Linked DNA regions of Homo sapiens: region 2 is linked to region 1. A link is an interaction called in ENCODE POLR2A ChIA-PET data of the cell type or tissue named here. Cell type or tissue: IMR-90. All regions are shown on one strand.

Region 1 (2,500 bases):
CTGCCTCTCCTTATTTGTTCATATTTATCTCAATCCCTCATGTCACTTCTATCAACATCTCCAACGGCAAGTACCATATCTACACTTAGGGTTTTCCAGTCTCTAAATCTGACTAAAATCTCCAAATACTGGCTGAGTAATTCTGCCTGAATATGCTATTTCCCTTTAAAAACCAGCATATTGAAAACCACATTCATTAGCCTCTCCCATCCCTTACACGTTTATACCTCATAACTTTTCTTTAATGGTACTACCCAGTCAAAGCAAGACCAAAAAATCAGGCTGCCTCTGACACCAATGCTTTCTACACGGAGCCATATCTAAGCTTTGTGGATTCTAATTTTTCCTTTGCAAATAGTTTCTTCATTTGGTATTCATAGACACCAAAATCCACTGGTGCTCAAGTCCTTGATATAAAATGGTGTAGTATTTGCATATAACCTATACACATCCTCCCAAACACTTTAAGTCATCTCTAGATTATAGTACCTAATACAGTATCAATGCAATGTAAATGGTTGTTATACTGCGGGTCGGGGTTGTATTTTTTTTGTTGTTGTATTGTTATTTTTTATTGTTTTTCTTTCTTTTTCTGGAGGCAGGGTCTCACTATGTTGCCCAGGCTGGTCTTCAACTCCTGGGCTCAGTGAATTCTCCCACCTATGCCTCCCATGTAGCTGAGACTATCGGAGGAGGCCACCACACCCGACATTTTTTCTTTTCTAATACTTTTCGATCCATGTTGAGTTGACTTCACGAATGCAGAATCTGCAGATAGAGGGGAGCAACTGACCTTCCTCAGCTCACAAATGCTCATACCCTAGTGCCTGAGGCATCAGGTCCAAACCTCTGGTCCTGGTTTTCTATGTGGCCAATAACCTGTGTGTAAAATACCTTCCTATTTTATCTCACTCTGCTTTCTTCTTATGATTACTCCAATACAACTGGGTAAAGTCCCCTAAATATATTTCTTGGCTTCTATCTGCATGCCTGTGTCCATGCAATTCCTCGCTGGAAATTCCCTTCTCTCAACCTCTATGATTTTCCAAACCTCTGCTATTATTTAAAACCCAGCTTCTAGCTTTAGGAAGTGTCTCAGAACACTGGAACCAACAGTAATTCCTTCCTGAATGCAAAGCTTTATTATCCAAACTTTATCCTAGCATGGAACACATTTCTCACATTGAGATCTTCATAGTGTCATTGCTTTTCGAGTGTTTACATGTTGCCGTCAGTTCTTGAGGCGGTCAGTCCTGCTCACACCACGCCCAGCAGACAAGAGCACAAGGCATTTCTAGTTATTGATGTGGTGATTTGTAAACAACGTAAATCAACCTTTTTCACTTACCGTTTCTCGGTCGAGAAGTTTGGTCACTTTGACTTCTCCCCTGACGGGGTCAATTGTGAACGAGCTTCCTTGGTTGCCATCTATAATTGAGTAGTGGATGTGGCTGTTGGAAGGTCCATCGGCATCATCGGCCATAACCTAGAACACACCACACTCCTGTTTAGGAGACAGCTAAGAAGAGGCCTAAACCTATTACACAAAATTTGTGATATTAATAGCTTAGCTGTTTCTTTTTGTTGTTGTTTTTTTTTTGAGATGGAGCCTTGCTCTGTCACTCAGGCTGGAGTGCAGTGGCACAATCTCGGCTCACTGCAAGCTCCGCCTCCTGGGTTCACACCATTCACCTGTCTCAGCCTCCCGAGTAGCTGGGACTACAGGCGCCCGCCACCACGCCTGGCTAATTTTTTTTTGTATTTTTAGTAGAGACAGGGTTAGCTTAGCTGTTTTAACACAATTATTCATAACAAAGTCAGCAATCAGTTGGCCTAACAAAAGACACTTTCAAATCTCCAAAATATTTACAAAGGCCGCTACAAAAACTAGATTGATTTTACTAAAAACTTTTGCAAAGATCCAGAAGATACACAGTTTTCACTGTAATGGGGAAAAAATACACACCGTGATGACAGACTGCTCAAGAACGGCATCTTCACTGATGACTGTCGTGTAGGTGTCTTGGCTGAACACAGGGGTATTATCGTTGATATCTGTTACATTAACGTTCACAGTGGCAACGTCGCTCAGTGAAGGCGTGCCTCCATCAGTGGCCTCTACTGTTAGGTAATACTCATGAGAGCTCTCATAATCCAGATTCTCAATGATAAATACGGCCCCTGAATAGAAATCAAAATTACTTCCAGCATTCTGCAATGCCACCACATTTTCCCACTATGACTGAAATAGATGAATGCTTTTGAGTACATTTAGTTTTCACTTCAAAAGTTTACTTACCATTTACGTATGTTTCCTATTTTCTTAATTCAACAATTAAAAACTATGAATCTGCCCATCCCTGGATCTTTATTTCTCTTAATTTTCATGATATTCTTCATGATATTTAAATTGCTTTTCCAGTCAACACCACCTACATCCCTGCTTATTATAAACATGATGATTGTATCATCCCTTCCATACCATAGCTCACTCGACTTC
Region 2 (2,500 bases), 200 kb after region 1:
CACAAAGGAACCTGGCAATGACCCTGCTAATAGAATACAGATTCTACAATACGTGCTGCAGCTAGTCACCCTTACATTTACTTACATGTTGTTTTACCTTAAAATATTACCGACCTAAGAAATATGACTTTTAAAGCAGTGTAATGAAAAACAGCTCATATACACATTAAGTCTGAGAATATTCTCATGCATCTTTTTTTGTGGAAGCATGTCTATTAATATTTTTAATTAAAGATACAGTGCAGCTTTTTCAAATGCATTAAGTGTTTTATGAAAAAACAAGCACGTGGTAGTATTTATGGGAAAGCTACCACTCATGTTTTTTCGGAATGAATGTTTTAGTAGAATATGTATATGACTGTCTAAATATATGTGTATACATACACACACATATGTATATATAAATAATCTTTGAAAATTGCTGAAGTGTGTGAGCATTTCAGGTTTAACTATATTGTTCACCTGAAATAAGTGAATACATGTAAGTGCTGACCCCGTAAAGAGTTAGATATCCCTGATAGGAGGAATTTCTGACATAGTGTCAACAAGTTCTTGCAGATCCAGATCAAGCCAGCTGCAACTGGGGTAACAGAATCCTTTCACGGTGTTACGAATGGATGATTTTCAGTTAGAGGCTATTAGTTGAGGATTACAGTGCCAGGCAAAATGATGAAGTTCAAGTACTTTGGAGAAAAATTCATCTCTGTGTTGCCATTTACCTTCTAGACATTCTGAAACAAATTTGGCCATGAGCTAGAATTTCCTGTAAAATTTTAACAGTTTTAAAGGAGTGTCTTACTGCACAACAAGGAATGCCTTGGCATGAGAAAACATTTTTGGAAAAGGAAGAATCATGGGAGATTTTTATCAAATAATGAAGAACTAGAAGGGAGGCGGGACATTGTGGTTTGAAAAAATGGCTGGCTTTGGTAGATTAAAACCTCTGATGTTGCCTTTGGAAAGTTGTTCCAGATGAAATTTTTCCACAGAATACTTAGGTAATAAGTCAATTCTCTGGGTAATTAGGCTGTGTCTACATACTTACATATACAGTCAGGCATCACCTAACAGCAGAGATACGTTCTGAGAAATGCAGCACCAAGCAATTTTGCCGTTGTGTGGACAGCATAGAGTGCACTTATACAGACCTAGACGGCACAGCCTCCTCCACACCTGGGCCATATGGTACAGCCTGTTGCTCCTAGACTATACACCTGCACAGCAGGTGACTCTACACTCTAGGCAATTGTAATACAACGGTTTGTATTTGTATATCTAAACGTAGAAAAGATACCGTAAAAATACAGTATAAAAGAAAAAGTTGTACATCTGTATGGGGAGCTTACCACGAGTGGAGCTTGCAGGACTGGAAGTGGCTCTGGGTGAGTCAGTGCGTGGGTGGTGTGTGGAGGTGAAGGCCTCAGACATGACTACGCACCACTGTGGACTTTATGAATGCTGTACACTTAGGCTGCACTAAATTATAAAACAGTTTCTTTCTTCAATAATAAATTAACCTTAGTTTACTGCAGCTTGTTAAACTTGATATACTTTTATTTTTAAAAAACCTTTTGATAACACTTAAAACGCTTTTAAGAACACTTAGCTTAAAACACAAATATACTGTACAGCTGTACAAAAGTATTTTTTCTTTATATCCTTATTTGATAAGCTTTTGACTGTTTAAAATTTTCTATTTTTATTTTTACTTTTTAAATTATTTGTTTAAAAACTAAGACACAAACACACACATTAGCCTAGGCCTGCATGGGGTCAGGATCATGAATATCACTGCCTTCCACCTCCAGATCTTGTCCCACTGGGAGGGCTTCAGGGGCGATAACACGCATGGAGCTGTCAGCTCCCATGACAACAGTGCCTTCTTGGATACCTCCTGAAGGGCCTGCCTGAGGTTGTTTCACAGTTAAGTTTTTTTGGTAAATCCATAAGCCAGTGACATAGTCATTTATTATTATTATCTAGTGTTATGTACTATATAATAATTGTATGGGCTAGAATTTTATACAACTGGGAACACAGTAGGTTTGTTGACACCAACATCACCACAAATACATGAATAATGCTTTGCCTCACGTCACTAGGCAATAGGAAGTTTTCAGCTCTATTATAATCTTATGAGACCATCATCATATATGTGGTCCATCTTGACTGAAAGTCCTTATGTGGCATACGACTATATTTAGTTTGGGAATTTTTGTAGGATTTAACAGATATATTTATTTATTTATTTTTAAAAACTATTGAATTTCATTTTAAAAGTGCACATATTCTAAATGTATACAGCTTGATGAATTTTACAATTTTCACTGTAGTATCCAGTCCCTACATCAAGAAACATAATATATTACCAGCATCTGAGGATCTCTGCTTGTATTTCTTTTCTCCTCATCCCTGTAGTAGCCACTATCTTTATTTCTAAATTATAGATTAATTTTGACTTTGTTACCTTATATGAATTGATTTACAGAAAATGTATTAT

What was found. ChIA-PET counts read pairs that join two places held together with the same protein. Peaks named below come from ENCODE experiments on the same cell type or tissue, not always from the same donor. Only the 100,000 strongest peaks of a DNase experiment are listed, where the experiment ranks them.
Region 2: POLR2A ChIA-PET joins it to region 1 with 8 read pairs; 2 of 35 experiments call an interaction of 5 or more read pairs at or near these places.

The regions. Positions count from the first base shown.
Region 1 is chr4:186,607,835-186,610,334 of GRCh38, forward strand. FAT1 (FAT atypical cadherin 1) reads right to left here. Exons shown (of 27, transcript NM_005245.4): 15 at 1,967-2,181; 16 at 1,349-1,486. Among named protein-coding and RNA genes, the nearest start is that of MTNR1A, 54 kb to the left of the region's middle. In IMR-90, no CTCF peak of the experiment used is centred here; no DNase peak of the experiment used is centred here.
Region 2 is chr4:186,807,426-186,809,925 of GRCh38, forward strand. No RefSeq gene overlaps it. Among named protein-coding and RNA genes, the nearest start is that of FAT1, 85 kb to the left of the region's middle. RefSeq lists an enhancer at 1,230-1,524. In IMR-90, no CTCF peak of the experiment used is centred here; a DNase peak (open chromatin) is centred at 1,406; H3K27ac peaks cover 406 bases.